Regions from separate parts of the Homo sapiens genome. Here regions 1 and 2 are each linked to region 3. Evidence: chromatin loops called from intact Hi-C (ENCODE). Cell type or tissue: heart right ventricle. All regions are shown on one strand. Region 1 overlaps MICOS10-NBL1 (MICOS10-NBL1 readthrough). Region 2 holds the start of LOC124903869 (a long non-coding RNA gene). Region 3 holds the start of MICOS10-NBL1 (MICOS10-NBL1 readthrough).

Region 1 (8,000 bases), 56 kb before region 3:
CCTCCGCTGAGGGAGGGCCACTTCAGTGCCACTGGGGCGACGCTTCCCTGGAGATGGGAAGTGGGGTGAGAGGCCTTGGGGAAACCTGTGGGCCGGAGCCTCCTGTTTCTGCCAGTGGTCTTTCTAGCCCAGCCCTCCCTCAAGCCTGAGGCTGGCAAGATGCTCACACTAAGCCCGGGACCTCAGCAGTACCATCTGCACCCCCAGGGACCTTAGCCCGATTCATGCCATCTTGGATGGCCTCCCCCAGCACTCAATGGCTCAGCCAACTTCCTCCCCCTCCCACAGGCACATCTCTAGAAGCCAGACAGGAAGAGACCACCCCCCCCAAAAAAAGAGCCCTGAAGACCTCTGCTTCCTCCCCCCACTCTTGAATATATTAAATTGTGCAGCTTGGCTCTAACCCCGCCCCTTCAGATCTCCATGGCAACCGGGCAGCATTCAAGTCCGAGTCTGAAGCCAAGTCCATCCAGTGCCAAAGGGGGGCTTCAGCTTCTCCCCTGACTTCCCCAGAGAGTGAGACCCAACATTCCACAGGGGGATGAGAGGGGAGGAAGAGTTGGGGGGGCCTCAGTCCTCAGCCCCCTCTTCCTCTGTGTGGGGGGCCCCAGGGGGGTCCTCGGGCTCAGGGGTCTGCCCGCCAGGATGGGGGTGGGGATGGGGGTGAGGGTGGGTGCCGGGCTGGGATCCCGGCCCGTCCTCGCCCTGCACATAGACGCTCAGCCCCTCGTGACTAGGCTCCTTGCCGCAGGCCTGGCAGCTACAGTGCAGGATCTTCTCCACCAGCTTGTCCACCCTGGGCACCTCCTCGTGGCCCGGGCACTCCAGCGTCACCTGCAGAGGGCAAGAGAGAAGCAGAGGCATGTTCCCAAAGGTCTGGGGCAGGCAAGGCAGCCCCTAGGGTAATACTTCCTCATGGGATCAAGAATCCCAGAGCCCACCTGTGATGCCCAGTTAGCTCTGGGGTCCCATGGGGAGGGGGAAATTGAACCCCTGCACAAGCCACCAGAGCTGTCTCCTCACATCCAGTCCTGCCACCTTCCCACCCATTCCCCACCAGCAGCCACCAGTGTGGCCTGCCCCTGCTAAAATCGCCCCCACCGCCGCGATCCCCCTGCACTTGGAGACAAACCCTGACCCCTCACTAAGGCCACCCAGGACCTTCAGGTGCCACCAGCTGGCTGGCCCCCCTACCCCTGACCCTGCACCACTCTTACCAATCCTGTGCTTGGGCTCTGCCTCAGGGACTCCGCACATGCTGTTCCCTTTGCCTGGAAGGTTCCCCCCACCCACCCCCCTATCCCCGCCGACTACCACATGCCCTAAACTGCGCCTTTGGGTCTGAGCTCAGACTTCACTTCCTCAAAAGAGCCCCACCCCAAAGCCCAGCCCAGCTGAGGCTCACCCTGCAGGAACCCCATCTACCTCCTACTCTGCCCCTATCATCACCCATCTAAGTACCTTTTTTCCTTCTCCCTCCCTTCCTCTCTTCCTTCCTCCCTTCCACAGAGCGCCTACCCTGTGCCAGCTCTGGGGACACAAAGACACATTTCCTTCAAGGAAATCAGAGTCTAGTGGGGGAAACAGATCTGTCAAAATCACCCGGATGCAGGTGGAAGACTGCAGGTGTGAAAGGTGCTTGAAGCGGAGGCATACTGTGCTCTGAGAGCCAACGGTACCAGGGTGTGCCCCAGTCAGGGGGCCTGGAAAGGGGCCCTGAGGAAACGCTGCTTGGGCCAAGGGCAGAAGAATGAATAGAAGTGAACTAGAGAAAGGGGACAGAGGTGGTGTTCCAAGCAGGGAAAAGAACAGGTGCAAGGGCCCTGGGGTAGAAGCGAACGGAGCAGGTGCGAGGCACTGAAAGAAGGTGGCTGTGTTAAGCGTCAAGCTACTAAGGAAGGCAGGAAGCAGGAGGAGGCTGGAAAGGCCACTGAGCCAGGCCATGCCAGGTTCTCGGGACAGGGCAAAGATTTTGGTCTCATCCTATAACAACAGGAAGCCCCTGAAAGGACTTCAGCCCATGAGAGACATCAGAATGGAACTTCGGGAACATCCCTGTCCTGTACAAGTTGGTGTCAGACTTCTGAGCCATCCTGTGGGGAGGCCCACATTTGTATCCCCAGCACAAGCCCTTCACCCTGCACACAGTGGGGCCTTTCTAAGGCCCTGTGGCCATCTGCTGGAATACAGGAGCCTGGGGAGAAAGGCCAAGGCTGGGGCAGGCTCCGGGCCGAGACTGGGTGGGGCAGGCAGGCAGTACTCACAATCTCCCACATGGACTGGGCTGGCATGCAGGAGTCACAGTGAACCAGGGACTCTGTGGACTGTGGGAAGGTGTTGGGGACGCTGTAGCTGAAGCACTGTCCTAGGCACGCCCTGTGGGAGGAGAGGTCACCATGCCTGTGTCACTGTTGGGGAGGCAGGGATGGGCAGCCCTGGTCCTCTTCCTCCCTCCTTGGACCCCTGTCCGCATCCCCCCACCCACCCCTTGGGTCCCACCTGTTCTGGATGGACTTGGCCTCACAGCCGCTGTGGCCCACGATCTGGGTGATGTTCTTGGCTTCGCACCAGGCACTCTTATCTGGGAACAGTGCCAGCTTGTTGATGGGTGGTGGGGCAGCCAGTAGCATGGCAGGGAGGACAGCCCCCACCAGGACCCGAAGCATCATGCCCGTGGCCTCCAGAGCCCTAGAACGGAGCACAGGTGCCAGGTGAGGCACAGCAAGGTGCAGGGGGCCGGGTAGTGGTGTTACAGCATGGACTCTGGCATCCGACTCCTTGGCGCAACCCCAGCTCTCCCACTTACTAACCAAGTGCAACTTTGGACAAGTTATTTCTCCCCTCTGAATCTCACAATTGGAGCTGGGAGTGGTACCTACATCAGATGGGTATCTGGAAGGTCAGATGAGATATTAAATGAGCCTAGCAGATAATACACATTCCATATGTGTTGGTTGGTTTTACAACTTCCTAAATTGCCTTGAGCAAGTTACTTTTTATCTCGGTGCCTCGGTTTCTTCATCTAAAAAGGGGAGATGGTGCCACTGCCTGGCACAGGATTGCGATTACGAAGTGTTCAAGCACATGTCAAGTGCTGAACAATTACTACCTCCTTTCTCCCTTTGATGCTGTGAGTCACCCAGGAAAATACACAAAAAGCTGTCCACACAGCCCTGGAGGGGCTGGCCACACACCATGTCTCCTTGAAAGCTACTGCAACCATTGTCAGGATTCTGATGTTTGAAAAGTTAGCCTTAACCTTCACGTTGCTGTGATTTCTTTTTGGTTTTGTTTTTTGAGAAAAGATCTCACTCGGTCACCCACGCTGGAGTGCAGTGGCATGATCACGGCTCACTGAAGCCTCGACTTCCCTGGGCTCAGGTGATCCTCCCACCTCAGCCTCCCGAGTTGCTGGGACTACAGGCGTCCGCCACCACACCTGGCTAATTTCTGTAAAGACCAGGTTTCGCCGTGTTGCCCAGGCTGGTCTCAAACTCCTGGGGCTCAAGCGATCTTCCTGCTTCAGCATTCCAAAGTGCTGGGATTACAGGCGTGAGCCACCGCACCTGGCCTGCAGTGAATTCCTGGGCCACCTTGGCTGGCCAGACCTCAGGCAAAAAAACTGACCCTGAACCAGACAGTATTGTTCTCTAAGATGCCTCACCAGAAACTCGAATCCACAAGGGCTCTACACAGATCACTGTCCCCAGCCCCATTCTAACACGTGAGTCAAGCGGGAGCCAATCAAAGCTAAGCACTTGGCCATTTGCAAATTCCCCTGCTATAGGATGGAGTGAGATACTAAAACAATACCAGGATCTGCCAAAAGGTGGCGCTGCAGGGCAGTCTGTGTCAAAGGATTCCGCTTTCAGGAGACTCGCCCCAGGTAAGTTTCACCCATGCCCCCCAGTGCAAAAAGCACGGGAGAGGGAGGCTTCAGAGATGAGGGCAGTGCCTTCTTCAAGGAGGCCCCCAAACCCTCGGAGGACGGCACAGCCGAGAAAGGGCATGGGTCCACGTGTGCTGGGTGACCGGGACACTCAGACCTGTTTCCCCACCACCTGTAAAATGAGTGCAGTGAGCCAGGCCAGTGGTTCCCAAACCTGAAATTTGATCAGAATTCCCTAGGAACTTGTGGAGTAAAAGTTCTAGGGTGGGTAGGAGTCTGCGTTTTGATCAGGCTTCCTAGGCAGCTATGCGCTCAGTCAGGGATTCTTTACCTTGGGACAGTCCCTAGAGGGGCCTGGATGAGGCTAAATCAGGAGGAAGAGGGGACAAGTCCTGGTCCCAGTGGCCCCACAGAAGCCCAGCACCAGGAGTCAGGTGGCTTGGGACTGGGCATCCCATTTAGGACAATCCTACCATGGGCCATGGAGATGGCAAAGCCAGGTACTTTTTTTTTTTTTTTTTTTTTGAGACGGAGTCTCGCTCTGTTGCCCAGGCTGGAGTGCAGTGGCACGATCTCTGCTCACTGCAAGCTCCGCCTCCTGGGTTCACGCCTTCTCCTGCCTCAGCCTCCCGTGTAGCTGGGACTGCAGGCGCCCACCACCATGCCCCACTAATTTTTTGTATTTTCAGTAGAGACGGGGTTTCACCGTGTTAGCCAGGATGGTCTCGATCTCCTGACCTCGTGATCCGCCCGCCTCAGCCTCCCAAAGTGCTGGGATTACAGGTGTGAGCCACTGCGCCCGGCCTTACTTATCTATTTTTTTGAGACAGAGTCTCACTCTGTCGCCCAGGCTGGAGTGTCATGGCATGATCTTGGCTCACTGCAACCTCCGCCTCCCGGGTTCAAGTGATTCTCCTGCCTCAGCCTCCAGAATAGCTGGAATTACAGGCATTCGCCACCACACCTGGCTGATTTTTGTATTTTTAGTAGAGATGGGGTTTCACCAGGTTGGCCAGGCTGGTCTCAAACTCCTGACCTCAAGTGATCTGCCCACCTCGGCCTCCCAAGGTGCTGGGATTACAGGTGTGAGCCACTGCACCCAGCCCAGAGCCAAGTACTTTATAAAGTGTCTGGGGAGCACGGGTCTAGAGGTGGGCTGGCTGAGTGGGGCTCCTGCAGGGCTGTGAACCCCTCCAAGCACTCCGCTCCCCATCCAGCAAGTTCCCCCAGCTCCTGCCCCTCTCCTGCAGGTCTCCATCTCAGGGGACCCCAATGCCGGGATAAGCCCCACTCCCAGCCCACTGGGGAGGAAGGGCAGCTGGAAGTGAGGTCGGACAGGCTGCCCCCCCGCCGCCTCCCAAATGAGTTCCTGTCACGATCCAGGCCCTCACCCACGCATTTCCGGTCTTGCTGACAAAGCCCATGTTTCCAGTACAACCACATCCTAACAAAATAGAATGGATTCCTCCCTAACTGGCAACCCAGTGAATTTTTCAACAAGCCTGGCATGCAGGCGGCTTCCTCACTCCTGAGTCAGGTCTGCCCACAGCACACCTGAAGGGTCCTGGAGGTCCATTTAAGGCCAGGGCTCCCTGGGCTGGACTGGCCCCCTAGACCCTTAGGAGAGGTCCAGGGACTCTTGTCCTCCTATATCTGACCCCATCTTGCTTCCTCAGGAACAACAGGTCACAGGGGGCCAGGGAGGTGACTGGGGCAGAAAGTGATGTGGATTTGGAATTGAGACTGGGGTTGTAATGCAAGTAGCCTGGGCCAGGCATGGTGGCTCACACCTGTAATTCTAGCACTTTGGGAGGCCAAAGCGGGAGGACCACTTGAACTCAGGAGTCCAAGACTAGCCTGGGAAGCAAAGTGAGACTTGGTCTCAAAATAAAATAAAATAAAATAAAATATTTTTTTATTATCACACTGTGATAACACATTTTTTATTATCACATTATGCATTGTGATGTGCACCTGTAGTCCAGCTATGTGGGAAGCTGAGGCGGGAGGATGGCTTGAGACCAGGCTTGGGGCTGCAGTGAGCCATGATTGCGTCCCTGCACTCCAGACTGGGTGACAGAGCAAGAACCTGTCAAAAAGGAAAGGGAAAAAAAGGACAGGAAAGAAAAGAGGGAGGGAGGCAGGGAGGGAGGGACAGAGGGAGGGAGGGAGGCTGGGGTGAGCACTTGGAGTTGGAATTAGGAGAGGTCACAACCGAGGCTGTGGGTCACAACTAGGCTGAAGCCGAGTGTTGAGACTGGGGTTGAGGCTAATGGAGGCTTACTGGGAAATGGGGTAATGGTGACTTTTTGGAAGAGGTTGCAGGCCCAGAGATCAGGAACTGGTTATCAGCGTCAGGCTGGGACAGAGGTTAGGAGAAATGAGACGAACTGAGGCAGAAGGCCCCCTCCTTACCTTCCACCCTTTCCAGTGCACAGCTGAGGTTATCACAGGGCCAGCTGTGTCCACAGAGGGGTGCTATAACCCAACCCACCAGGCCCTAGCAGGCTCTCCGCAGGGCGCTGGGGCCTCGGCCTCCCCGGGCCAGCAGCGTGGAGCTCCAGCATTTTCCCCGGGCTCCCCCTGGAAGCGTGGACCCTGGAGTCCCCAGTGTTTGAACTGCAGCCCCTCCCCTTAGGAGCTGTGTGACTCCAGAAATAAGTTCACTCCTCAGAAACTGCCTTTCTCAACCCTAACATGGGAAGCATTGCACCTTCCCTGGAGAAGAATTGGGAGGAGTAAATGAAGGTACTCAGCACCTAGGAGGCACCCACTAAGGTCAGCTCTCTTCCCCCCAGGGGATCATGGGAAAGGCTGGGCCAGCATCAGAGCCAAGGCTGGGCTGGAACAGGAGGCAGCGAGGATGCCAGATGAAGTCTCTCCCACACACGGCTGTCATCCAGACACACCTGCCTCCGCCCACCCTCCTGCCCAGCCCCGAAGAGCCCAGGCTGCCCCCACCGGTGGGGTGGGCTCTTGGCTAGCAGGTTTTCTTTTTTTGTTGGTTTATGCTTTTTTGTTGGTTTACGCTTTTTTGTTTTTTCAAGCAGCAACTAATCTATTTTTTTTTTTTAAGCAGCGATCGTACTTTCCTTCCTGAGCCTTGAGAGCCTCACCCAGATTCTCAACCCTTCCTCCCGCCCTGAAGGTCACACAGCAAGTCATGGGACTCCCCAAAAGCGAGGGCGGGAAGGAAAGTTGGAGATCTCCCAGCCAAGTCTCCCTGCTCTGCAAGGGGCTGTCCCAAGGCCCCCAGCAAGTCAGGCAAAGCAATGCCCTGCCCTGGGCCGTTCAGGGCCCTGCAGTTCCACACTCACTCACTTCTAGGAGGGTGGGGAGAAAGGCAAGGGTGAGGGCAGGGAGCTGGGGGCACAGACCCTATGCCCACTCAGACACTCCCCTGAGGGGAGGTCCAGGGATGTGGGTAAATAGGGGGCAGTTGTTTTGAGTTGGCACAGTCAGAGATGGCTCTCAGGAGGGAAGCAGAGGTTCTGAATTCTGAACTAAATATAAGAGCGCAACTATAGTCATGCGTCAGTTAGCCATGGGGATGCACTCTGAGAAATGTGCCATTAGGTGATAGAGTGAACTCAAACCTGAATAGTCTAGGCTATTACAAACCTAGGCTATATGGCATAGCCCATTGCTCCTAGGCTACAAATCTGGACCACATGTGACTGTACTAAATACTGTAGGTCACTGTAACACACACGGAGGCTGAGGCAGGAGAATGGCGTGAACCCGGGAGGCGGAGCTTGCAGTGAGCCGAGATCACGCCACTGCACTCCAGCCTGGGCGACAAAGCGAGACTCTGTCTCAAAGAAAAGAAAAGAAAAGAAAACGTAAAGTAGGCTAAGCATGGTGGCTCACACCTGTAATCCCAGCACTTTGGGAGGCCAAGGTGAGAGAATTGCTTGAGCTCAGGAATTCAAGACCAGCCTGGGCAACATAAGACGATCCCATCTCTACAAAAATTTAAAAACTAGCCAGGTGTGGTGGTGCATGCCTGTGGTCCCAGCTACTTGGGAGGCTGAGGTGAGAGGATCACTCGGTCCTGGGAGGTTGAGGCTGCAGTGAGCCAGGATCATGCCACTACACAATCATGAAAGAA
Region 2 (8,000 bases), 160 kb after region 3:
TCACTCCAGCCTGGGCAACAGAGTGAGATTCCATCTCAAAAATAAAAATAAAATACAAAAATTTGTTTTCTTCCCAATTTGGAGCTATCTTACAAAATTGCTTTTTAGATCACCTCTCTGAATTTCAGCTACACGTTGTAATTGCTTACTTTGGCTGGAGGATTGGTTCCTTTGTGTCAGTTTCAGGCATGAGGTGGGGAGTGGCAGAACAGCCAGGCCAGGGCCTGGGAAGATGGCAGGGTCCTTAGAGCCAGTGTGCAGTTATGTTTATAATCTAGATGGGGCTAGGCACGCTGTTTTCTGTAAATAGTCCCTTTGTGTTCGTCATTAGTTTTCAGTAAAGGTTTGTTTGTTTATATGAGTGAGAAAATGTTTTCATTGTTTTAAGAGGGTTGGACCCTAGAGTGTTTTAATAAGATACAAGCCCAAGTTGTCACAGGGTGGGGAGGTGGCAGCTGGGTGTCTGAGACCTCAGGGCTGGGGGGTGTTGCAGACTGATGGAGGGGCAAGCCCTGGGGCCATGTACACCTCAGGAGAGAGAGGGATTGAGGCCAGAGACACACCTGCCTCTTTCTATGGGAGACACTCCTGCTGAAGCTCTTCATTGATGAAAATCTGAATAGAATTTTTTTTTTTCCTTGAGACGGAGTCTGGCTCTGTTGCCCCGGCTGGAGTGCAGTGGCATTATCTCTGCTCCCTGCAACCTCTGCCTCCCAGGTTCAAGCAATTCTCCTGCCTCAGCCCCCTGAGTAGCTGGGATTACAGGCGTGCTCCGCCACGCCCGGCTAATTTTTGTATTTTTAGTAGAGACAGGGTTTCACCTGAATAGAGTTTTTTTAACCAGAGGGGACGTTTGGGGAACAGAGGGGCACTATGAACCCACCAGATATTTCATTCAGACTTTTGTGTGTGTGCACTCCCTGGGGAGAGAGCCCATAGCTTTCATCACAGAGTGCCCCAGAAGGCTTTGAGTCCCTCTTGGTGAGGAAGGCTGAGTCTGGGACATGCCTCACTCTGCGGCCACACACAGCATCTGCCAGGCGGCCTTGCCCAGGTGACCTGGCCTCTCTGTGCCTTGCTTTCCTTGTTTGTAAAGTACCTGACACAGTGCCTGGCACACCGGAGACACTGAGTGTCACATCAAACCTGTTGTCTTTTTTTCTTTTTAAAACAACAACAACAACAACAATAACTTAAGCATACCCTGAGAGAAAGCTGTTGTTTTAATTTTGGCTCAGGGAGGTTTCCAAGGCAGCTGTGGACCAGAAACTGACGTCAACAGTCTGAGGTCTCCCTAAAGCCAGGCCGTAAGTCCAGTGGTGCTGCCGTGGCTATATTAATATTATACAGTGTCTTATTTTAAAAAAAGGAATGGATTTTTATCTTTTATTTTTATTTTTTTGAGATAGGGTCTTTCTCTGTTGCCCAGGCTAGAGTACAGTGGTGTGATCATAGCTCACTGAAGCTTTGACCTCCCAGGCTCAGGTGATCCTTCTGCCTCAGCCTCCCGAGTAGCTGGGACTACAGGCACGCGCTACCATGCCTGGCTAATTTTTTTGTATTTTTTTTTTTTGTAGAGATGGGATCTCAGTATGTTGCCCAGGCTGGTCTCGGAAGTCCTGGGCTCAAGCCATCCTCCCAGCTTGGCCTCACAAAGTGCTGTGATTACAGGCGTGAACTACCACTCCTGGCCAGGAATGGATTTTTAAAATCCTGTTATAAAAGTAAGAAAGGTCATTGTAGAGAAGGATGTAATTATGATTTTAAGGTTTTTTTGTTGGGGGAAGGGTATGAAGTCAGTGATAGACATCTACGTGTTCACTCCTCTGGACGCTGATAGGATGGATGCAAGTAGCGAAGGCCTCCTTCAGCACCACTGGCGTAGAGGTTGTTTGCGCCGCACAGAGGAGGTGTATTTGTGTAACGTGGAGTAGGCAGCCAAGCTGAAGGCAGGAGCAACGGAACTTTCCTAAAAACAAACCGGAGTTGGAGATTCTAGGGAGCCTGCGGCATCTTTACAGGAAGCCAGGGAAGGAAAAGCTGTCCAAGCCAAAGGGTTTTTTGGTGATTTTTGAGGACCCTGTGTTTTTCAGTCCTTCAGAGCAGCTGGGCTGCTACAAAGCTGCATTTAGGGTTTCGTTTGGCCCCCTGCCCCGGGAGGGCTTTCCTGGACCGAGTGCGAGTGTGAGTGTGAGAAAACTGCCTAATGTCCAGTAAACATTCGACTCATACTGGCCTTAAAGCTTGCAAGAGCCTAGGAGTAGGTGGCAACCAGGCCTTACCGTAAGGGAACTTTAAGTTAGTGTTGCCTGATTTAAATTCAGAGAACTTTTTGTTACAGAGAATTTCAAGCACGTGATATAATGAGCCCCCAATTATCTGTCACTCAACTTCAGCAGTTATCCTCCGTGCCCAGCGTTGTTTCAGCTGCTCCTGCTCACTCCACGCCCCCCCACTCCCCAGCTCGAATCAGTTTGAATCAGATCCTCTGGTGTAATTGTCATGAGCAGTCTGGGTCTCTCCATTCTGAAAGCCAGATTCTAATAGTGTACCCGATGTAAACAACAGGACTAAGCACTGACTTTTGTTTTTTGAAAATTGTCAGTTAAAAAATTTGTGAGCCTTTTTTTTAGGATTACAGTAATAATGTAACAGGCTCATTGAAACTGGAAATCACAAACAGGGTTTAAAGATGACAGAGCCCTTCATCTTTCAGCATTTGGAGCTATCACTGATGCTTTTTAAGGGCTGTGGATACCTCTCCTGTGCTTTTTTTTTTTTTTTTTTTGGAGACAGAGTCTTGCTCTGTCGCCCAGGCTGGAGTGCAGTGGCACAATCTCAGCGCACTGCAACCTCCGCCTCCCCGGTTCAAGCAATTCTCCTGCTTCAGCCTCCCAAGTAGCTGGGATTACAAGGCATCCACCACCACGCCCAGCTAATTTTTGTACTTTTGGTAGAGATGGGGTTTTGCCATGTTTGCCAGGCTGGTCTCGAACTCCTGACCTTAGGTGATCTGCCCGCCTCGGCCTCCCAAAGTGCTGGGATTATAGGCATGAGCCACTGTGCCCGGCCTCTCCTGAGCTTTTGAGCCGCTTGGTGCTGCTGTTTTTTTTTTTTTTCTCTGTCTGCCTTCTACACTGGGGACCCCACCCAGCATCACTTGGGAAAGATGTGATGTGATGCTTCTTCAGTTCCGTAGTTCTGAGTATACTGGAGCCACCCTGGGTGTATGTTGTTATGCAAAAAAAGGGGTGAACATGCCCTGCTGTGTATACTAGGTAGGTACTCAGTAAATGAAGCTGAATGAGTGTGCTATACCTCACTCCCCTGAGGCCAACAAGGTTTTCTCTTTCTTCCTCTGAAACACTTTAAAACTCCTCTTTCCCTGTGCTGGGCTGGGCAACAAAGCCGAGTCCCAGATAAAATGCAGTGTTCCTGAGTACACCCTTATACTTACTTTATTTCCAAGAAATGTCCCCAAGCAAACGGACTCCTGTTGTGCTCAGGCCAGCAGTGTGCCACCTGTCCCCATCCTCTGACTGCAGGGAGAGTACAGACCCAAGGCTGTAGCTGGGTCACGAGCTGCATGGGCAGGAATGCAGGGTGAGCTAACTGGGATTCACGTGTTTTCAGCCTTGCTTACGTTTATATGATGTATATTTTCAAATTTCGTGGACTTTCTGCATAAGGTTTTAGCAGCTATAACTGTTTTGTTTTTTGTTTTTTGTTTTTTGTTTTGAGATGGAGTCTCACTCTGTCGCCCAGGCTGGAGTGCAGTGGCACGATCTCAGCTCACTGCAAGCTCCGCCTCCCGGGTTCACGCCATTCTCCTGCCTCAGTCTCCCGAGTAGCTGGGACCACAGGCACCCGCCACCACACCTGGCTAATTGTTTGTATTTTTAGTAGAGACGGGGTTTCACCATGTTAGCCAAGGTGGTCTCGATCTCCTGACTTTGTGATCTGCCCTCCTCGGCCTCCCAAAGTGCTGGGATTACAGGCGTGAGCCACCGCGCCCGGCCTAGCAGCTATAACTTTTTTAAAACATGGCTTTTACTGTAATAGTCTGTCTTCAGGATGAACTGGAGTAAGTCAGTAGCGTTGGGTGCACGGATGCCTATCCAGACACTAATTCTGAGTCACTCTGCCCAGGGGACCTCAGCTTGGATGTCTGCCCAAGTCCCTTCCCCCCACACTGGTCATAGGAGCACAAACCAAACACCTAGCAACATCACAGCACCTTGCTTTGAATCTAGTGGTTGCCATTCAGAACGGTTGGCCTTAGGCTGGTCTGGAGTTCACCTTTTCACGGTGAGGAAAAGTTTGGACTGAGCTGTGAGGGTTGGATTTCAGGGGAAATGCTTAATCTGCATAAGAGAGATTAAATAAAAATAAAAAATTGTTTTTACATCATCTCTTCCAGTATCTATTTCTCACATATTCATTACAAAGGTGTATTTTATGGGCCGGGTGCATGGCTCACACCTGTAATCCCAGCACTTTGGAAGGCTGAGACAGGTGGATCGCTTGAGCCCAGGAGTTTAAGACCAGCCCGGGTAACATGGTGAAACCCCGTCTCTCCAAAAAGTACAAAAATTAACCAGACATGGTGGTATGCAAGCAAGACCCTGCTTCAGAAAAACAAAAAGAAAAGAAAAACAAAGGTATTTTGTATTAAGGTATTTCCTGAATGGTTCTGCCTTGAAGTGCTTTCTAAGCAGGTTATTAGATTTGCAGTAATATATGTATTTTACGTCAGCTGTAGGGAAAACCGGTAGCACCCCCACCTGGCCACGCTGTGGTCCTGTCCCGCTCTCTTTGTGTCTGGGCAGATGATGTGGATGGCAGCCAGAGAGACTGCTGAGGTTCTGGATGTTAGGGCCTTGATTCCTGCAAAAAGAAAAAGCACAAACAAAACCAAAACAGAATACTTGCAGGGGTTGCTCTCACGGGAATAAGAGGTGGTTTCTGAAATGGTTGGCGCCTATTAAGCACCCAGTGATCCAGTGGCATGAACCCCAGGGGACAGCCGAGGGCGAGTGGTCTCGGAAGCGTGCCATGTGCAGGACACAGCAGAGCTGGGAGTGTCAGCCGGGAGGGAAGCTGCTTGGAGGGAGGCTGAGATGGCTCACTTCAGGTGTCTGAGGGATGCCATGTGGCAGAGAACTTGCACATCCTTGAGGTGGTTCTGGACAGAGGACTCTCTGTGCTGGAGGCTGCAGTGTAAGGCAGAGCTGCCAAACAGCCAGCACCGCGTGACACAGGCTGACTGGGGACATGGTGCATTTTCCCCATAGTCAAGATCAAGCAGGGGTCAAAACACCTAGTGCTTTAGGGATTTCATACGGGGGAAGTGGGACTCCAAGGCCACTGAAACTGAGATCCCGTGGTTCTTCAAGAACAAAAGACCTTTAATTCAAATACTTTACTATTAATAATTGATACCATATTTTCCCATATGAGTACAAATGTACATGGGTATGTTCTACAGGAAGGAGGTTATAGTTGTCTAAGATGGTTTTAAAACTTTATTCCTGTAAATATAGAACATTTACAAGAGTGGGACAGTCTTGTGCTTTATCTCACCTTTCTGAGATGGGAGTTTTGGGGATAACTTCCAAGAGACGTGTTGCTTCCTGTCCCTCAGATGGGCCAGCCCAAGCCGGGAGGCTTCTTGGCCACAGGCAGCTCTCACCCAGGATGTGCCACCATGCTTCATACCTCCTGAACGCTTGTAGCCATGGGTGGAGCTCTGTGATGTTTACAACATGTAAGAATGAATCCCAACTGATGAGGGAATCTGGTTTCCATCATTGATTGGAAACGGATTCCTATCCCTTTCCCTTGCTCTGGATTTAATCTTCCTGTGAGAATGATCTAAGCCACTTTCCTCTATCAGAGGACAGAAGGGAAACCAGGAGAAAGGGAGGGAGCGACCGTTCCTAATGATCTCTGAGCCACCCAGTGCCCGCCGGCCCCGGTGGGGAGTCACGCACAGCACCTGTGTCCTTGCCTTCGTTGCACCCCTCCCTGTGTTAGAGAGCTGAGATCCTGATGTGAGTACCTCATGTGGCCTCGTGTGTCCTCTGCTGAGTCTCACTGGGAAGCAGCACAAGAAATGGATGAGGCGGAGCAGACCTGGCCTTGGAATCTGGCCCCGCGCTTAAGCGAGGATGGTCTTCGTGGCCTTTCTGAGCTTGGCTTCCTCTGAGTGGCGGGAAGCCTCATTGGTCATTTTTCAGAGCCCCTTGGTCCACTCCTCGGCACTAAGACACTTGAGAAAGGCTCCTCTCTTCACTCAGCATGCTATGGGGTTACTTAAGTTTATTTCTTAATTGAATTTTCTCATTAAAACCTGCTTTCCCAGATCTGTTTGGCAGCAGGACAGTTTCGAGGTGGTAGAAGAGAGGCCCAGCTTCCTCTGTATTTCCTTTCCCTGACTTTCTGGAGGCATTATCGAAGTACGCTAAGCCGCACGTAGCTGAAGTGCACAACTGGATGGCTTGTGTTTGTTTCAGTGATAACACACAACATCTGCCTCCCTGCTCTCCCCAGCCTCCCGTCTCTGATCGCGCACTCCCTAGTTTTCCAGCCTCTTCTTAAGCAGCGATTCCAGCTGGCAGCGCCGTGACAAGTGTTTCCGTAAGCATTCCCACGATCCTCTAAGTGAGGAGCATGACCTCGGAACCATGTGCCCGGTCCCCTCCCCTGACGTAGGAGGTAGTGGGAGGTAAGAACAATACTTGGATGGATGGATTCCTCGTCTGGGGCACTACTGGAAAGCTGAGCATTCGTAGGCCATCCAAATACGATCGTTCTCCAGGGATTCAAGGGTTAGAAGGGGAAAGCGAATTGATTTCCACCTTCGTGTTAGAGGAAGGAGCCTAGGAAAACAACCCCCTCTGCTTTTCCGAGCTCTCCTCCCGAGCCTTCTATTAGTTTTGGTCACAGAACTTATGAGCTAAGTATTTAAAAATTGGCAAATGAAAGCAACAATGTTTTCTCTTTGTGTCATGAAGTTCTCCCACTGGTGAGTTTTGAGGCTCGCTTTGCTGGGGTCCCTGGTAAACAGCTTATTCGGTTTCCCTGGGCTGGCGGGAGCAAGGGGAGGTGTGTTCCTAGCTTTGGAATACTAGAAGGGTATCTTGCTGTGACAGTACCTGGAATGAGTCTCGTGCCCATGGTGTTCTGTTCCTGATTGCTTTTCCAGTTTCCCATCAAGTCTTTAAGACTGTGGAAGGTACACAGGCTTTCGAGGCTAGCGGACTTAGCATTCTGTATTGACAAGACCTGAAGACAGGAAGCAATTGATGACATTTATCTGCTTTATTGGAAGTTAACAGCAACCCACCCAAACACTTATTTGGGAAGGTGTGTCTCCTGGGACTCAGCGGTGCGTGGCCTTGCCTGTGATTTTCGTTTGTAGGTGAGGAATGTACTGACTGGATGTTGTTAGGGTTATGATATCCCAGTCTTTGAGCTGGTCAGCACCTTCTCAAATTTCTCCCTCTCTCACTCTCAGACACAGGCTGAGGACTTGTGACATTTCATATATTCATGGAAGGCCTTCCTAGCTTACGGTTCCTTATTGCAAGACTGTTTGCTTTTAATGAAAGCTCTCAGTCAGCAGATTTATTTGTCTGGATGAGAAACCTTTTTATCTGTCATGAAACAGGAAAACACCTTTCTGAGAAACTGAGCATTTGGCTTCCTAAAGAATCATCATATCAGCCATCCCTGGGCGTCCACTTTGTAGAGGTATGTGCTGAAACTTGCTCAGCTTCGATCACTGAGCCTAATCCAGCCCTCCTTGGCTCAGACAACTGAACCATCCAGGCTCCACAGGTCCCAAGGTCTTCCTGGTGTCTGCAGTCCCAGCCACACTGCGGGTACACAGAGTCCAGCACTGTTTTCTGGAGGTTGGCAGAAGGCCAGCGAGGCCTTTGTTGTGAAATTGTTAGATTATATGCTTTTACTTTCTTGTTTCTTCCTCTTTTCTGTTG
Region 3 (8,000 bases):
TCTTGCTCTGTCGTCTGGGCTGGAGTGCAGTGGTGCGATCACAGCACACTGCAGCCTCAACCTCTAGGCTCAAGAGATCCTCCCACCTCAGCCTCCCAAGTAGCTGGTACCATAGGCGTATGCCACCACACCCAGCTAATATATATATTTTTTGCTGCAATGGGTCTAACTATGTTGCCCAGGCTGGTCTCGACCTCTTGGGCTCAAGTGATCCTCCCACCTTAGACTCCCAAAGTGCTGGGATTATAGGCATGAGCCACTGTGCCTGGCCTAGAACTGCTTTTCTTAAGATAGTAATGGGGGCAAGGGTATTTATAAATAAATGCCTCTTCCTACAGGACAAAATCATATGATAATTTTCTATTAAGATATTATTCAAGCCTCAGGGTGAAAAGATCCTTGAAGATTACTTTTTTAAAGGACCACTGCCTAAAGTACAGGCTTAAGAAAGCTATTTAACTCAGCTATACAACACCTATGCTAAACACGAGTGATTATAATAGTCATCGTACAGCAAACAGGTGGGAAAATAACCCTGGTGAACCCTGGAAGCAAAACACTTTAGGTATAAGACAACCAAACAGAGAAGGACTCACAGAAGTTGCTGTGCATTCACCATGGCTTCCCTTCAGTCTTTGCCAAGCCAGAGTATGAAATTATCAAGATGGACCAGGTGTGGTGGCTCATGCCTGTAATCCTGGCACGTTGGGAGGCCAAGGTAGGTGGATCGTTTGGACCCTGAGTTCAAGACCAGCCTGGGCAACATGGTGAAACCCCATCTCTACAAAAAATACAAAAGTTAGATGGGTATGGTGGTGCGTACCCACAGTCCCAGCTACTCAGGAGGCTGAGGTGGGAGGATCACCTGAGCTCTGGAGGTCAAGGCTGTGGTGAGCTGTGATTGCACCACTGCACTCCAGACTGGGTGACAGAGTGAGACCTTGTCTTAAAAACAACAAAAACCCACAGTGAAATTATCAAGATGGAGCTGAAAGCCTGCATTGGCCTTTTCTTCCTGTCTATGTCTTCCACCAAACCTCTTACCTATCTTATGACAGGCTGCCATTCCCTGAGTCTCCATCTCCATTTTGAAATACCAGAAAAGCAAGCAGCCAATGAGGTTTAAAGAGTTCCAGAACCTCACTACCCAGAGAAAACAGGAAGCAACACGCTCACTATAGAAGAGCGTACACCTTCATGGTTTCAAAGACGACTCAGACTAAAGCCTCCCTTACTTCTTCTCTCTTCCGCCCTCTCTCTCAGCCCATCACCAACAGGACAACTCCCTTATTTCACAGATGGGAAAAAGTTTGAAATTTCTCAAATATGCCCATTTATTCCAGTCTAACAGGTCAGACTTTTATCACCTCACAATCACAGTACTGCTAGTTTCCTCTGCTCCAAATTCATTCTGCCAGAACAATCATACTAAAATTTCATTTACTAGGTTGGTGCAAAAGTAACTGTGGTCTTTGCCAATTTTTTTTTTAATGGCAACCTAATATATTACGTCAATTCCCTGTTGAGGGCAGTGAAATGTCTTATGCTTCTCTATTTGCCCGCTGACTGACCCACAGCTCAATAAATATTTGTTGCTTGAAACCATCCCATGATTACCCACCAGCCTATGCCTAGTGAGCCCTGGAAGCAATAGATTTTTAAGGCAGAGGTGCTGAATACGCAGAAAGCATGTGAAAAAGTCAACAGGCAACTCAAACACCTCCAAGATAAAATGGAATCTCTCTAAGACATTTCACAGTTCTGACTCCACCTAAACCAGCCTCTCTGCACTGAAATTAGGATGCCTGGGTTCTAATCCCAGCTCCTCCACTTCTGGATATTTAACCTCTCTGCGCTTCGATTTACTCCTCATAAAAATCCAACTTGACCTTTGCTTAAGTTCTTCTTCCATCCTACCTGACTATTCAATCCCAAGCCATTCTACAAAGGTCAGTTGAAGGCCCTTCCACACTCTTATTGAATGACCTCAGCCCATCCCTTCAGTCACTTAATATACAACCCTACAGCAAAAGAGTCTGAATCACTCATTTTAACTTATACCTGAGATCGTACATCACCTTGCCTCATTTAATTACTCCACATGTATATGCTGCACCCCTATCAACGTTCTACGCATGAGAGACAGAGTGACACTATTCACTGCCTCACGTGGTCTTCAGTAGCACAATAATATTAATATCAACAACTATTGGCTGGGTGCAGTGGCTCAAGCTTGTAATGCCAGCACTTTGGGAGGCTGAGGATGATGGATCACTTAAGCCCAGAAGTTTGAGACCGGCCTGAGGAATATGGCAAAACACCGTCTCTACCAAAAAATACAAAAATAGTTGAGCATGGTGGCACACACCTATAGTCCCAGCTACTCAGGAGGCTGAGGTGGGAGGATCACTTGAGCCCAAGGAGACAGAAGTTGCAGTGAGCCGAGATCCCACCACTACACTCCAGCCTGGGTGACAGAGCGAGACCCTATTTCAAAAAATAAAAAACAACTACTATGAGTGTGGCGCATTGGCTCATGCCTGTAATCCTGGCATTTTGGGAGGCTGAGGCAGGAGGATCGCTTGAGCCCAGGAGTTAAAAGACCAACCTGGGCAACATAGGGAGACCCTGCCTGTATAAAAAAAATAAGTTAATTAAAAATAAATATAAATAAAATACATTAAAAAATTTTAAAAGCCAGTTATTATGACTACCATTACTGTATACATAAAGCACCAGGCACTGTGCTAAGTAGCTTATGTATTTTTCTGTCCTTTACTTTTTTTAATACTTTCAGGTAAATCTCTTTTGATCACCATTTCGTAGTTGAGAAAGAGACTTTACCCAAAGCTACAAAATTAGTAAGGATGGGCGAGAAGAGTGAGAGTGGATGATTCGAACTCAGCTCTGTCTACCTCCAAAGCCCCTTCTTCTTCTTCTCCTTTTTTTTTTTTTTAAGGGAAGGGTCTCACTTTGTTTCCCAGGCTGGTCTCCAACTCCTGATCTCAGGCGATCCTCCCGCCTCGGCCTCCCAAAGTGCTGGGATTACAGGCCTGAGCCACTTCGCCCAGCTCAAAGCCCTTTCTTAACTATATGACATTGCCTAGTAACTACTTTGGTCATTTCATAGCTAGGTGTTAAGTCTTCTCTCTGAACTGCAAGCTGTTAACAGTAACAAAACAAAAGTGACTGTTTAGTCGCTTCCAAAATAACCCATTCCTAAGTGATCCATATTCAAGCCTTTAAACAAACTAACTCATTTAATCCTCCCAACGACTCCATGAGATAGTAATAATTATTACTGCCGATTTCCAAATAGGAATCAGGCACAGAAAAGTTAAATAACTTGCCCCAAATCACTTGACTGTAAGTGCTGAATTCAGAGGTGAAATGGTAACTTATAAACTGTTTCATTTATTGACTCACTCTCAACAATTTTTATTAAGCACTCTTTTAGGGGCTGGGGATGGGGCAGTGACTAAACCAGAAAACATCCCTGCTCTCATGGAGCTTACAATCTTATTCCTCAATGTTTTCATTCAAAGACACAATCCTAAATCCTCTTAAATACCCTAAGATTACCACACAAAAATATCACATTTGGGTAACAAAAATTAGCATCGAAGAAGGAACATGGGACTTGACCCCAGAAAAGCTGGGTAAAATCCCTAATTTTGCCATTTGTTAGCTGTGACCGTGGGCAAATTCCTTCACCTGACTCTCCATTTCACGGCCTGTAAAAAGATTATTTCGCACAATGAAGACAATATACGCTCAATAAACGAGTTTCCTTTCTCCTCCCCACCATACAGTGACTTCATAATTTGTGCCGTCACTGAGCACGTGTTAAAGGACTACGCAGAAAAACTTAACGTGAACAACTTCTTACTTTCCAGCGCAATTCTCATTCCAGATCATCACCCCTCTAAGTTCAGGCCCCAGACTACTCTGATTCAAATAAATCAGGTGGCAAGTCGGGAATGACAGCAACTCGCATCAGGGCCTGGCGGTGTCTATGAAATGCTCCAGGTGACCTTCTCCAGAAGGCACTTTGGTTTCCGCCGGGGAGCAGCGTGGCCTCCTGAGCCGGTTCCCCGCCGCGTGCCGGGGAATGCACCACCCGGGAGGAGAACCCCGCGGCTCCGGCACGAGGGTGTGCCCCGACACTGTCTTCCACTCAAGAGCTCTGCGACTCTCCTGCCACCTGCCAACCCCGACCACCTCCTCCGGGCTGCAACTCCACCCCGCACCCGGGCTGCTGCTCCGGCTCCTCGGGTCTGTGCCCGCCGCCCGAGTGACCTCCCGCCGGGGCCCGGGCGGCTCGCCCTGGCCGGAGGGGCCGGAAAAGGCCGAGAGGCCTGACCTCCCGTGGGGCTTCCCTTCCTTCCTCCTGGGCAGCGCAGCCTGGAGCCAGCAGCTCTGCACCGGCCGGGCCTGCTGGGGCGAAAAGCCCCTTACCTATCTTCACGACCGCATCCGCCAGACACCGGTCCCACTTCCTGCCGAGCTCCGACTCAGACATGTTCCCCACCCGCGCCTCCAGCTTTCCTCTCGGCCGGCCCCCGCGCTCCGACCCCTGAAAGTCTCGCGAGAGCTGGAAACAAGTCCCAGGTCAGGAAGGCAGGCGCAGACGCTCCAGATATCGCGAGATGATCCGCTGCTTCCATCCCTTCCGGTTTTTTCAGTTGGTCGTCAAGGTGACGAGTTGTCTGGAGGCTCGAGGTGACCCTGACCTTGGGGCTGCGCCTATGGGTTTGCGAGGCTGACAGTTTCCTAGGCGTCACCCCAAGCCGTGACCAGGCCTTTCCTCCTCACCAAAGTGCGACATTGGCCCTGGAAATCCCCCGGGCAAGAGAGGGTACAGACTTGATTTATTCATTCATTAACGTACTCACCTTCACTTTCCCTACTCACTCTCTCATTCGTTCACTGGTTTCTTGCATTGGAATTCCCGCCTGAACCACTAACACCGAAACTGCTCTGGGAAAGATTACCTACCGCCAAATCAAATGGACTCTTTTCTGACCTCTGTACCGCATTCCACACAATTTTCCCTCCCTCTGATCCTCCCTGGCTCCTCTATTCGTTTCACTCCCGGTAACGCCACTCTTTCCTCTTCTCCCCATCTGCTGTTGTCTGTTGGTTTCCTCCAGGGCTGCCTTTTCTCTGCCAGCTGTTTAAGGACTGTTGGTTCGCAAGCTTCCATCAATTCTCTTTTCACTGTACAGACTCTCCCTGAGTAATTGCAAACACTGCCAAATTATATCTCCAGGTAAAACGTCTACCTCAGGCCTCCTATCCATGTATATATTTACACACCCACCCACACACACACACACATACACATACATACACAGGGTGCCCTCTGTATCTGTGGGTTTTGCATCCATGGATTTAACCAACCATGGACCAGAAACATTTTTGAATCAAATAAAAAATAATGCAAAATTTAAAATACAGTACAACTATTTACCTAGGATTTACATTGTATTAGGTATTATAAGTAACCTAGAGATGATTTAAAGTATATGGGAGCCAGCGCAGTGGCATGCGACCGTAGTCCCAGCTACTTGGGAGGCTGAGATGGGAGGATTGCTTGAGACTAGGAGTTCGACTTCATCTCTTTAAAAAAAAATAAGTAATTTTAAAAAAGGATATGTAAGCATGTGTGTAGGTTGTATGCAAATACCACGCCATTTTATATATGGGACTTGAGCATCCTGCATTTTGGTAACTGCGAGATCCTGAAACCAAATGCCCACAGCTATCAAGAGAGATTGTATATCCAGCCTACTGGCTAGTGTCATTGATTTTAGTCTTCCATCCTACCAACAAATAGAAATCTGACCACGTTATGCCTCTGATTAGAAGCTGTCAATGAAGGCCGAGAGCAGTGGCTCACACCTGTAATCCCAACACTCTGGGAGGCTGAGGCGGGAGGATTGTTTGAGGCCAGTAGTTCAAGACCAGCCTAGGCAGCATAGTGAGACTCCTGTCTCTACAAAAAATTTAAAAAATTAGCCAGGCTAATGTGATGTGTGCCTTTAGTCCCAGCTACTTAGGAGGCTGAGGTAGGAGGATCACTTGAGCCTGGGAAGTGGAGGCTACACTGAGCCATGTTCATGCCACTGCACTCCAGCCTGGGCATCAGAGTGATACCCTATCACAAAAGAAAAAAAAAAAAAGCTGTCAATGACTCCCATTCATACACTGGATCTATCCAAGCTTCAACACTGCACTGATTCTAGGAAGCCTAGTCAGATAGAGCTTAGAGCTGCCTTCCCCTTCTCATTGTCCCACTACCCTGCCTACCCGCATTGATTTCTCTATCTAGTACTGAAACATCTGGTTGTAGATATTATCTGCTAGTAGAACTAGAAGTTGCCCCTTCGTCTTCATACTTCCAGTCAGAGCACAATGCCTTGGATAGTAGGGTCTTCTATGAAATATTTGTTGAACTGAATTGAATTTATTCACCTATTTATTTGTTTATTTATTTATTGAGAGAGAGTCGCGCTCTGTTGCCCAGGCTGGAGTGCAGTGGCACGATCTCGGCTCACTGCAACCTCTGCCTACTGGGTTTGAGCAATTCTTCTGCCTCAGCCTCCAAAATAGCTGGGATTACAGGCGCCCACCACCACGCCTGGCTAACTTTTTGTATTTTTTTAGTAGAGATGGGGTTTCGCCATATTGGCCAGGCTGGTCTTGACTCCTGGCCTCAAGTGATCCACCCACCTTGGCCTCCCAAAGTGCTGGGATTACAGGCATCGTTCAACTATTTATTTGCAACTATGACAGCAAAACTCTGTTGTATCAGATCTTGCTACGACAGCCTCTTCCTTCAAGATAACTTCTATGACCACCCTTCCCTTCTCCTAGTTCTCTATTTTTTTAAATTATTCTTTCTTTTTTTTTTTTTTTTTGAGACAGAGTCTTGCTCTGTCACCCAGGCTGGAGTGCAGTGGCATGATCTTGGCTCACTGCAACCTCTGCCTCCCAGGTTCAAGAGATTCTCCTGTCTCAGCCACCTGAGTAGTTGGGATTACAAGCACGTGCCACCACCCCCAGCTAATTTTTGTATTTTTAGTAGAGATGGGGTTTCACCATGTTGGCCAAGCTGGTCTTGAACTCCTGACCTCAGGTGAACCACCCACCTCAGCCTCCCAAAGTGCTGGGATTACAGGCTTGAGCCATCATGCCCAGCCCTATTTTTCCTATTCTTTAAATTTTTCTTTGCTTTTCCTTTTTTATAGAGGTGAGGTTTTGCTATGCTGCCCAGGCTGGTCTCGAACTCCTGGGCTCAAGCCATCCTCCCACTTTGTCCTCCCAAAGTACTAGGATTATAGGCCTGAACCACCATGCCCAGCCCCTTCTAATTCTCATCACAGCTACTTATCAGATGATTTGTGTTTTTAATAATTGTTTGTAATTTTAACAATTATTTGTGTGTCTTTTGGATTTTGACTGTGAGCAAATTGAGAATGGAGGCCGTGCCATTTCTGTATCCCTAATGCTTAGCAGAGAGCTTGGTATATATCGGATTCTCAATAAATGCTTGTCGAATGGACATAAAAATTAATAAATAAGGCCGGGCACGGTGGCTCACGCCTGTAACCCAGCACTTTGGGAGGCCGAGGCGGGTGGCTCACAAGGTCAGGAGATCGAGACCATCCTGGCTAACACGGTGAAATCTTGTCTCTACTAAAAATACAAAAAATTAGCTGGGCATGGTGGCGGGCGCCTGTAGTCCCAGCTACTCGGGAGGCTGAGGAAGGAGAATGGCGTGAACCAGGGAGGCAGAGCTGGCAGTGAGCCAAGATGGCGCCACTGCACTCTGGCCTGGGCGACAGGGCAAGGATCTGTCTCAAAAAAAAAAAAAAAAAAGAATAAATATATGAACAAATGATTTAATTAATCAGAAAGAGAAAAAGTCCCTGTTCTGGGGAAACTGTGTAGTGTAACATTTCTGTTGAAAAAGAAAGAAAATAAACTTCACTAAA

The links. Peaks named below come from ENCODE experiments on the same cell type or tissue, not always from the same donor. Only the 100,000 strongest peaks of a DNase experiment are listed, where the experiment ranks them.
Region 1: a loop joins it to region 3, with 6 times the contacts of the local background. A loop is called at or near these places in 51 of 110 quality-filtered maps.
Region 2: a loop joins it to region 3, with 2.1 times the contacts of the local background. A loop is called at or near these places in 15 of 110 quality-filtered maps.

What each region holds. Positions count from the first base shown.
Region 1 is chr1:19,649,700-19,657,699 of GRCh38, reverse strand. MICOS10-NBL1 (MICOS10-NBL1 readthrough) reads right to left here. Exons shown (of 4, transcript NM_001204089.2): 2 at 2,500-2,688; 3 at 2,265-2,376; 4 at 1-834. The coding sequence starts at 2,669. The coding sequence ends at 571. NBL1 (NBL1, DAN family BMP antagonist) reads right to left here. Exons shown (of 4, transcript NM_005380.8): 2 at 2,500-2,688; 3 at 2,265-2,376; 4 at 1-834. The coding sequence starts at 2,669. The coding sequence ends at 571. Among named protein-coding and RNA genes, the nearest start is that of NBL1, 9.4 kb to the right of the region's middle. RefSeq lists a silencer at 3,668-3,807 and an enhancer at 6,658-7,275. In heart right ventricle, CTCF peaks have their summits at 3,837 (motif pointing right) and 6,358; DNase peaks (open chromatin) are centred at 3,829, 5,239, 6,389, 6,738 and 2 weaker places; H3K4me3 peaks cover 1,521 bases; H3K27ac peaks cover 4,550 bases.
Region 2 is chr1:19,436,798-19,444,797 of GRCh38, reverse strand. The region is part of intron 1 of CAPZB (capping actin protein of muscle Z-line subunit beta); the gene reads left to right. It overlaps LOC124903869 (a long non-coding RNA gene), which reads right to left and starts at 4,900. Exons shown (of 3, transcript XR_007065525.1): 1 at 4,785-4,900; 2 at 3,458-3,582. In heart right ventricle, a CTCF peak has its summit at 4,783 (motif pointing left); DNase peaks (open chromatin) are centred at 5,194, 6,627, 7,073 and 7,907; H3K4me3 peaks cover 727 bases; H3K27ac peaks cover 8,000 bases.
Region 3 is chr1:19,593,568-19,601,567 of GRCh38, reverse strand. It overlaps MICOS10-NBL1 (MICOS10-NBL1 readthrough), which reads right to left and starts at 4,589. Exons shown (of 4, transcript NM_001204089.2): 1 at 4,459-4,589. It overlaps MICOS10 (mitochondrial contact site and cristae organizing system subunit 10), which reads right to left and starts at 4,589. Exons shown (of 4, transcript NM_001032363.4): 1 at 4,459-4,589. The coding sequence starts at 4,522. MICOS10-DT (MICOS10 divergent transcript) reads left to right here and starts at 4,736. Exons shown (of 2, transcript NR_135054.1): 1 at 4,736-4,858. RefSeq lists a silencer at 4,167-4,376 and an enhancer at 4,497-4,796. In heart right ventricle, no CTCF peak of the experiment used is centred here; a DNase peak (open chromatin) is centred at 4,627; H3K4me3 peaks cover 2,607 bases; H3K27ac peaks cover 3,665 bases.